Regions from separate parts of the Homo sapiens genome. Here region 1 is linked to region 2. The links are chromatin loops, found by intact Hi-C in ENCODE. Cell type or tissue: heart right ventricle. All regions are shown on one strand. Each heading gives the region's core, and the rest is flanking DNA. Links, peaks and the distances in the headings are about the cores only.

Region 1 (5,391 bases), core at 96-5,095, 53 kb before region 2:
GAGTAATTTCTGGGCCATTTTGGGATCCACATATAATAGCTGAATGGGAAATGAGGGAAGGGGCATGCTGCCATTGCTTTGAGGAATTCCGTAAGGCCCCAGCTCAGGAAGCGCCAGAGCCTGGAGGAGGATTGTAATGGGGTGGGGGGCAGGATTTACTGTTTGGTGAGCAGTGGAAGTTACACTCTAAAGTGGGAAAGTGATGCTCCCATGGAGGGTAGAACCACAGTGGCACGTTCCGGAGGGCTCACAGGCCACAGTTGGGTACATGGGACACAGCCCTGCATTACCTGAAATATTTGGGACAACTTTAAGGGTGGTGTTGAAGTTCTGAAGGTTTGTAGATAGGGCTCTGAAATAACAAAATTTAAGAAACCGTTTTAACATGACCCCATTAGTGTCCAGAGGCCTGATGAAAGGTGTATTTCATAAGTACTCCTGACTGAGATAATTATGGAAGCTGAAGCTTGTTCTTCATCCTTCCAACTACAGATGGATTTATATCATCTAATGATGGTTTAAGAGTGCACCTGCCTAGAGACGTTGCTGGACAATAACTTCCCAAATTCACTAATAGTTTCTGTTACTATAATTATGTGGCAACTTCTCCTTTTAAAATGTCTCACAGCCTGTCTTTAAAATGTTGTTGGCTGGGCATGGTGGCTCATGCCTGTAATCTTAGCACTTTGGGAAGCTGAGGCAGGTGGATCATGAGGTCAAGAGATCAAGATCATCCTGGCCAGCATGGTGAAACCCCATATCTACTAAAAATACAAAAATTAGCTGGGCATGGTGGCGTGTGCCTGTAGTCCCAGTTACTCAGGAGGCTGAGGCAGGAAAATCACTTGAACCCAGCCATGAGGCAGAGGTTGTAGTGAGCCGAGATCATGCCACTGCACTCCAGCCTGGCAACAGAGCAAGACTCTGTCTCAAAAAAAAAAAATAAAAATAAAATAAAACAAAATAAAATATTATTGTTCCTGTGTGTGTTAAGTATAAAATGTTTGACAATTATCCAGTCAATAATTGTAGTAAAACTATATATATATATATAACTAATAATTATAGTAAGGCTATACATATCAAGAATCCACAATGCATGCCTACATTTTAAACGTCTTAAAATATGACCTAAACTTTGAATTGCCCTATATATTTATCAAAGTACTCGGGGAATTCTAACAAAATATTTGTTAAGGCAGAAAAGCTATAGTATGTCATTTCAGGAGATGAGAAATCTGATCCCATTGATAGAAAATATTATAAATTGCATTTTAAATTTCTTAATACCTATTAAAAATAAGGAAGTTATGCTTATTTTATTATTATCATTTGGATATATGACAAATTCCCTCAGAGATATGCAGATCAAGTTTGAAGTATATATATTTCAGAAAAAATAAGATTATGTGGCCTTAAGTAAGTTATTTAACCTGTCTTAGCCCCAGTTACCTAAACTAGGCATTCATTTATTCATTTATTTGTTCATTCAACAGATATTGATTGGTTCCTACTGTGTGCTGAGGACTATTTTGAGTATCCTCAGTGAGTACTGAGTACTGAGGATATACTGAGTACTGATGATACAGTCTTTCAAGAAAGACAAGCTCCTTACTCTCATGGAGTTGACATTTCCAATAGGAAAGAGAGACAATTAAAATATTGAAAATTCAATAAATCAAAAATAATGCCTGCTATTGAATAATACTAATAGCTCTTTCTGGCATCCAGATCACAGCTAAAATGTCACCCCCTTAGAAGAACTCCTTGTCCATTCAATCCTTCCCTTTGTATTTAATCTAACTACATTTGACTCAATACAAATAGAAGGATTGAATGACAAGAAAAAGCAAGCCATGAAAATGTTAGGGGAAGAGCATTTGAAATGGAGAGAATTAAATCTACAAAGCTACTTCAATGGAGGAGAGCTTGGTGTGTTCAAGAATGAAAGAAAAATTCTGCCTGGCTGGAGCCTGATAAGGAGAGAAGAGTGTGGTGCTGGAGTTGGCTGGCTGGATAGGTAGATAAAGGAGAATTTGAAAGACTATGATAAAAGAAATTAATTAATTTAAAAAATAAAACCATTAGAGGCTTTATTCTGAATGTCATGGAAAGTTTACATTGTGTAACAAATTAAAGATTGCTGCAAAAGATTTGATGTTTGTCACAAAGCCATTTCTTAATCTTATCATCCTTTGCCATTAGAAGAAGCTGAGAATTTTCAGAACCTCCAAGTCCAGGCTCCTTTTGTTTAAAAGTCCTTCTTTAATCTTATCTCTTTCCTCTTGCTTTTTAATGTAAGCAGGAAGAAGAAATCGGGAGTCACTTTCAACACTCTGCTTGCAAATCTGTCTTAACTAGGAAACCTAGCCCATTAGGCACATTTTCTGCTTTCTACATTATCAGCCAGGCATGATGGCTCACACCTATAGTCGTAGCACTTTGGGAGGCCAAGGCGGGAAGGTCACTTGAGCTTAGGAGTTCGAGGTTACGGTGAGCTATGATTCCACCACTGTACTCCAGCCTGGGTGACAGATACATTAGCACAGTTTAGTGTTGCTAAACTTTCTGTCCCTATATGCAAAGATGATCCTCTGTCCTCTAACTTCCCATACCATTTTCTTGTTGAGTCTTCACCAGTACCTCTTTGAAAGCCATTGGGCTTCTGCTAACAGTCAAAACACCTTACGCTTTCACTAACACACTTTCTTAAAAGTTCTTTCTACTTCCACCCACTGCTGGATTCCAAAGCTACTCCCACAGTTTAAGTTTTTGTTATGGTAGCACCCAGTGTTCAGGTACTAACATCTATATTGCCATGTAACAAATTGTCCCAAAACTTAGAGGCATAAAGCAACAATTATTTTTAATTTCTGAGAGTCAGGATCCTGGGAATAGTTTAGCTGGGTGGTGTTACCTTGAGTAACTCATGAAGTTTTAATCGAGGTGTTAGCTAGTAGGGTGGTAGTCATCTGAAAGCTTGACTGAAACTAAAGTATCCAATTCCAAGATGTTTCATGTAAATAGCTGGCAAGTCTGTGTTGCTGGTTCACCATGATTGGTTGTCATGCAGCCCTCTCCATAGGGCTGCTTGAGTGTCATGACCTGACAGCTAGCTTCTTTCAGAGTGTGTGACATAGGAAGACCAAGACTAAAGTCACAATGTCTTTAATGTTTGAGCACTGAAATTTTCACATAATGAGTTCTATGATATCCTAGTGTTTGTACAGTTCCAACCCATTGAGGGCAGGATGGGAATACACAAGGGCATGAATACAAGGAGGCAGATATTGGGATCATCTTTTTTTTAAGATTCAGGGGGTTCGTATGGAGGTGTGTTACATGAATATATTGCATAATGGTGAGGTTTGGGTTTCTAGTGTACCCATCACTCAAATAGTAAACATTGTTCCCAATAGATAATTTTCCAACCATCACCCCACTTCCATTCTGTTCCCTTTTGAAGTCCCCTGTGCCTATTATTTCCATCTTTATGCCCATGTGTACCCATTGTTTAACTTCTGCCTAGTAAGTGAGAACATGCAGTATTTGATTTTCTGTTTCCGAGTTATTTCACTTAAGATAATGGGCTCCAACTCCATCCATGTTGCTGCAAATTACATGATTTCATTCTTTTTATGGCTGCATAGCATTCCATGGTTTATATATCCCACATTTTCTTTATCCAATAAACGGTTGATAGACACCTTAGGTTGATTTCATCACTTTACTATTATGAATATTGCTGTGGTAAACATACAAGTGCAGGTATCCTCTTTAAAAAATGGTTTCTTTTCCTTTGGCATATACCCAGTAGTGGGATTTCTGGGTTGAATGATAGTTCTATTTTTAATCCTTTGAGAAATCTTCACACCGTTTTCCATAGACATTGTACTAATTTACACTCCCATCAACAGTGTATATGCATTTTCTTTTCCTGCATCCATGCGAACATCTGTTATTTTTTTTTACTCTTCAATAATCCATTCTGCTTGATGTAAGATGATATCTCACTGTGGTTTTAATTTGTATTTCTCTAATGATTAGTGATGTTGAGCATTGTTTTCATATGTTTGTTGGTAACTTACAGATTTTCTTTTGAGAAATGTTTATGTCCTTAGCCTACCTTTTAATGAGGCTATTTGTTTCTTTCTTGTTGAATTTTTGAGTTCCTTGTAGATTCTGGATATTAGTCTCTTGTCAGAGGCATAATTTATAAATATTTTCTCCCATTCTGCAGGTTGTCTGTTCACTCTGTTGACTATTTATTTTGCTGTGCAGAAGCTTTTTAGTTTAAGTCCCATTTGTCTATTTTTGTTTTTGTTGCATTTGCTTTGGGATATCAGTCATAAATGCTTTGCCTGAACCAATGTCCAGAAGAGTTTTTTTCTAGGTTTTTTTTCTAGGACTTCTATAGTTTCAGGTCTTATTTAAATCTCTAATCCTTCTTGAGTTAATTTTTGTATATGTTGAGAAATATGAGTTCAGTTTCTGCATATGGGTAGTCAATTTTCCCAGCACCGTGTATTGAAAAACATGGGTGCATGTTTTTGTTGACTTTGTTGAAGACCAGCTGGTTCTAGGAATGTGGCTTTTTTATGAGGTTCTCTATTCTATTCCATTGATCTATGTGTTTGTCTTTGTACCAGTACCATGCTGTTTTAGTTACTATAGCCTTGTATTATAATTTGAAGTTAGAGAATGTGATGCCTCCAGCTTCATTCTTTTTGCTTAGGATTGCTTTGGCTATTCAGGTTCTTTTTTTGGTTCCATATGAACTTTGGGATTGTTTTTCTAACTCTGTGAAGAATGACATTGGCAATTGGATAGGAATTATATTGAATCTGTAGATTTCTTTGTGCAGTATGATCATTTTAACAGTATCAATTCTTCCAATCCATGAGCATGGAATGTTTTTCCATTCGTTTGTGTCATCCATAATTTCCTTCATCAGTATTTTGTAGTTCTCCTTGGAGAGATCTTTTATCTCCTTAGTTAAATGCATTCCTAGGGGTGTGTGTGTGTGTGTGTGTGTGTGTGTGTGTGTGTGTTTGTACTGTAAATGTGATTGAGGTTTTTGGTTTTTGGGGTTTTTTTTAAGCACAGTTTCACTCTGTGACCCAGGCTAGAGTGCAGTGGTGCAATAATGGCTCACTGTAGCCTCAACCTCCCAGGGACAAGTGATCTTCCTACCTCAGCCCCCTGAGTAGCTGGGCCTACAGGCACTCACCACCACACCAAACTAATTTTCTTCTTGTAGAGATGGAAGTCTCTACAAGAGACTTGCCCAGGCAAGTCTCAAACTCCTGGGTTCAAGCAATCCTCCACCTTAGCCTCCCAAAATGTTGAGATTACAGACAAGAGTCACCGTGCCCAGCAGAATTGAGTTTT
Region 2 (5,391 bases), core at 133-5,132:
AGAAGCCGAAAAAGAGCCTGGGCTGTTGCACTTTACAACTTTGCTCCCTTCCTCCACCCCTCGAATTGGGGTTCATTTATAACAGGGAAGCAGCTTGACAAGAAGCAAATATGACTTATCTGTAATATTTTATTTATTTTAAAAAAGAAAGAAAGACTAGAACCAAATCTGACTAAACTTAAAACTTACTAATTTTGCATGGTAGAAAGATGAATGTTTGTCATGTGGGTCTTTATTCCCTTCTATGTTTAAAATGTATCTTTAAAAAAAGGTTCTAAAGGAAAAAGAAGAACAGAAGATTCAAAACATTTGATCAGAACATTTGGTACCAGCCCTTGCATTACCATGTCAGTCTATGTGTCCCTGAGCAAGTTATTGAAGTTCTCTAAGCCTTGTGATCATAAGACCTGTCTTTTAGGATGTGGTTAATATTAAATCAGAATATGTATGCAGAACACCCAGCATTGGACCTAGATTCATATGTTCTTAATTCATGGTGGCCACTATGGCTACTTTCTGATTTCCCAAAATGTGTCTGCTACAGTTTTAAATGTATATTCTCTCCGAAATTCCTGTTGTAACTTAATCCCCACTGTGGTGGTGTATTAGTCTGTCCTTATACTGCTAATAAAGACATACCCAAGATTGGGTAATTTATAAAAGAAAGAGGTTTAATGGACTCACTCTTCCAGATGGCTGGGGAGGCCTCACAATCATGGCAGAAGACGAAGGAAGAGTAAAGGAACATCTTATGTGGTGACAGGAAAGAGAGCTTGTGTAGGGAAACTCTCCTTTATAAAACCATCAGATCTCATGAGACTTATTCAATATCATGAGGACAGCACAGGAAAGGCCCGTCCAATGATTCACTTACCTCCCACTGGGTCCCTCCCATGACACGTGGGAATTATGGGAACTACAGTTAAAGAAGAGATTTGCGTGGAGACACAGTCAAACCTTATCAGGTGGTATTAAGAGACAGGGCCTTTGTGGAATGAATTAAAGCACTTATAAAAGAGGCTTCAGAGACCGTCTTCCCTCTCTTTTCCTTCCACCCCTCTGCCATGTGAGGACACGGCATCCCTTCCCTCCTGAGGATCCAGCCACAAGATGCCATCTTGGAAGCAGAGAGACAGGGCCCTCACCAGCCACCACCTTGATCTTGGACTGCTCAGATTCCAGGACTATGAGAAATAAGTTTCTTTTGTTTATAAATTACCCAGTCTGTGGTATTTTATTATAGCAGCATGAACAGACTAAAGCAGTGTCTATGGAACAATAATACCACAAGAGGTTCCCAGGTATTCTGAGGTCAAGAAAGTTTAGGAAACTCTATACATTTCATTTCCTTCTTGAAGATTCAGAGTGACAACAGGATATTAATAACACAGAGAATTTCGACAGTTAAGAAATCTGTTTTGTTTATCTTTGTCTTTTCATTTACATCACTATTTCCCAGGTTTTGAACATGAGACACGGGCCTACAGTACTTTTGCCTAAAAAGAAGAAATGAAGCTACACTTGGGGTTCCTAAACTTTGTGAGAAAGGCTTTTAATTTCTTTTCCTCGAAAAACATGATGCAGAAGTTGGAGGGGCAGCTACAAAGTGACCATATTCTTCTCACTACTGGGACATGTGGTAACCTGTAGAGAGGGAGGGCTCAAAGCTGCACCTGACATGGGGCCAACCAATAAAGCCCTGAAGTCCACTGCTGGGTACTCATTAACTGGTTGGAAAGCTAACCCTGTTATTCTTTACAATTAGAAAATTATGGGCCAGGCCAGGTGGCTCACGTCTCTAATCCCAGCACTTTGGGAGGCTGAGGAGGGCAGATCACCGGAGGTCAGGAGTTCAAGACCAGCCTGGCCAACATAGCGAAACCCCATATCTACTAAAAATACGAAAATTAGCCAGGCGTAGTGGTGCGCGCCTGTAATCCCAGCTATTCAGGAGGCTGAGGTGGGAGAACTGCTTGAACCTGGGAGGCAGAGGTTGTAGTGGGCCGAGATCATGCCACTGCACTCCAGCCTGGGCGACAAAGCAAGACTCTGTCTCAAAGAAAAAAAAAAGAAAAAAGAAAAAGAAAAAAAAAAGAAAATTATGTAAAATTTTGATGATCTCACAAAACAAACAAGCAAACACATTTTCAATTAATAGGTATTGTTAGCTGTTAATAATTACCCAACGGGCAAAAATCTGCTTCACCCTAAAGTACAGCGTGCCCTGTTGTGCAGGGAAGAGACTGTTAATAACAGCCCCATCACGAATCCTATTGGCAGATTTTCCCTCAGCATGAAAAGGCGAAATATAGACGAGTTTCATGCTTGAAACTAATGTTTAAGATCTGTTCGAGCACTTAAGCATTTTACAATGAGGATGATATGTACCCCCTGCACTAGGCTACATATTCAAGAAGAGCTTAGCCAGAGACGCTGGGAAGAGGCTGAGCAGGGGCTGGAGAAAGTCTGCATTATTACTGGCAGTGTGTCCTGGGGTCCATCAGCTGGGCGTGACCACGGAGGATGCAGACAGACCTTTAAAATCGATGACAGCATGTCTCCAAAGAGGATGAGCGGCCAAGGAGAAAAGCAGCCCGCCCAGCAACCCAGGCAGGAGTCGAGGTGATGCAGGCAATATCTCCTTCCTAGAGAACACGGCTTCTCTATCATTGTGTTTCTTTTCCATACATTCATGTTTTCTAAACAAGGCAGGATTGAGAGAAGAGGTGGAGGTGTCTTACTGGGTGAGCTGAGGGGGCCTTTTCAGGGTCACGAATTTATTAATTCAGCTCTCCAAGGCCAGATTTCCAGCTATAAAATAGGGACAGTAATAGTATCTACCTAATGGTGCAGATCAGATGAGAGTCTTACCACAGTACATGGCCTGTAAGAGGAGCTCTGTTAATGTTGCCTTAATTTAGACAATGATAGTAGAGTGTTTACCTCCTTGAGCTCATGTCATATGCTGACCATATTTCACTTCCTTCTCCTAAGAGGGCCTGTGTCCCAGCAGGCGCTTGGCTGAAGCATGCTCATGGTAATTAAATCTAAGGTCTGGTGGTGTTGTGTAAAGAATAACTGATAGGCAGAGATTCTGAAGGGAGCTTTGGGAATGGAACATCTGGTTTGGAAGGAAGCCTTATAGGCCAACCCCCTGTAGGCCAGGGTAGGAGAGGAAAACAGGAAGTTTTATTCATCTTACTTTCTTGGTTTTTCAAGTTACAGTCTCCAGCTGTTTATATCAACTTTGTTTTTCCTAAAGAGCACAGAGAGTATAAAGCACTGTTAAGTCACAGCCTTTCCATTAAGTAGCCCTTTGTAGAAAATCGGAGTTATTCTTTGACTTGGCTAGTTCATCTTTTATTTTTCTTTTCTTCGCCCAAAGCAAATATCTTTTCCCTGGCTTCTTTTCAGGCCTGAATAAGTTGTAGAGAAGGACGAGAGGAAAGAAGTTTGGGAAGAAGAAGGTGGGGAGGAGCAGGAAGGTGGAAGAAACAGGAGAAAAACCCAGGGGAAGAGGAAAGAAAGGAAAAGAGTTCATACCCCAGAAATTTAAGATACCAACATGTTTCCAGGATTGGAGGGTCTGCACGTGGATCAGTATGAATTCAGTGGGGCACCACAGATGGGGATCGTTGTCCTCAGAACTGAAGAAGAACAACAGGAAACAAACCCTCAAAATGAAGACTATGTGTTCCTCGAAAATAGATTATATTCAACTTATTGACAAGTATCACTGCAAACACTTAACATGACATTTTCTAATCTTCCTGTTGCCCTCATATCTCTTCCCTCTAGGGTAGGGGTGAATGAATAGTCTCTGGTGCTAGACTACAAGGGTTCAGACCCCAACAGGGCTACTCACCAGTCAGGTGACCTTGGGCAAACCACTTAACTCTCTGGGCCACAGTTGGCTCATTTGTAAATGGGGATGATGATGATGTTGATGGTGATATCTTACCTATAGCCTAGGGTATCCTGAGGATTAAATGAGTTAACATACGTAAAGTGCCTAGGCAGAGGGTAAGTGCTATATGAATGTTAACTATGATTATTCTGGCCACTCTGTTGAGATACTTGAATCCTACAACACAAAATGGCATGCATTGTTTTTTCATAGCACTTACTGCATGCTTTGAACACTTCATATATAAGACACCATTTTATGCCCTAGAAGGCAGGTACATTATGAATATGACCCATATTATAGATGAGGAGACTGAGGCACAAAGAGATTAAGTGACATGCTTAATTTCCTGTATCTCATAAATGACAGAGTTGACTTAAACCTAGGTAGTTTAGCTCTAGAGAAGGGGTCAGCAAATGAGGGCCTGCCACCTGGCTTTGTAAATAAAGCTTTATTGAACCAAGGTTATTCCCAATCATTTATGTATCATCTGGCTGCTTTTGCATTAAAATGGCAAATTTGAAAATATTTGTTATCTGGTCTTTTTACACTAAACCTTTGCTGACTCCCGATCTACAGTCTAACTACACTTATAACTATTAAGGTAGGGTTGCCAGATTTAGTAAATTAAAATATGAGATGATCAGCTAGATTTAAACTGCAGATAAACAATGAAGAGTTTTTTTCAGTATAAGCGTATCCCATGTAATGTTTGGCAACTCTACATTAAGGTAACCTGCCTCTCTGATCTACCTTTGAATACATGGCCAACATTTTTCAGAAACCAAGTTCCCTTTCTCTCTTCTGAATCACGGTGAGCTAGAACTGCAAGGGACTTAAGATGGTCAATAACTTGCCCACCATCCACTCAGGAGTTCATGACAGAGCTGGCCTGGAGCTGTCTCTTTGTAAAACAGGTGGCCTTGTTAAAGTTTTTAAGGTGTGGTGGTGGTGGGGAAGTATGGTATTTGTGGAAAAGACCTGGACCAGAAGCATGGCTGAGCCTAGGAAAAATCATGACACAGAAAGTCATCTCTGTTAGGCACAGACAGACAAAACCACATGATCTCACTTATATATGCAGCGTAAAAAAGTTGAACTCACTGAAACAGAGAGCAGAATGGTGGTTACCAGAGACTGGGGGTGGCAGTGGCTAGGAAGATGTAGATGTTGGTCAAGGGATACAAAATTTGAGTTAGACAAGCAGAATGAGTTCTAGAGATCCATTGCACAATGTGGTGACTACAGTTAATAACAATATATCATATACTTGAAAATTGCTAAGAAAGTAGATTTTAATTGTTCTCGCCACAAATAAATAAGTGTATAATGTAACACATATGTCAATTAGTTTGATTTAACCATTCCACAATGTATCTGATATGGTTTGGCTATATGAGCCTGCCAAATCTCATGTTGAATTGTAATCCCCAATGTTGGAGGTGGGGCCTGATGAGAGACGTTTAGGTCATGGGGCCAGATCC

What was found. Hi-C counts contacts between places; a loop is a spot of excess contacts. Peaks named below come from ENCODE experiments on the same cell type or tissue, not always from the same donor. Only the 100,000 strongest peaks of a DNase experiment are listed, where the experiment ranks them.
Region 1: it touches region 2 in a loop (2.3-fold over the local background); 1 of 110 quality-filtered maps calls a loop at or near these places.

The regions. Positions count from the first base shown.
Region 1 is chr4:52,302,969-52,308,359 of GRCh38, forward strand. The region is part of intron 1 of LOC107986279 (a long non-coding RNA gene); the gene reads left to right. Among named protein-coding and RNA genes, the nearest start is that of SPATA18, 250 kb to the left of the region's middle. In heart right ventricle, for the core only: no CTCF peak of the experiment used is centred there; no DNase peak of the experiment used is centred there.
Region 2 is chr4:52,356,025-52,361,415 of GRCh38, forward strand. No RefSeq gene overlaps it. Among named protein-coding and RNA genes, the nearest start is that of USP46, 300 kb to the right of the region's middle. In heart right ventricle, for the core only: no CTCF peak of the experiment used is centred there; a DNase peak (open chromatin) is centred at 3,075.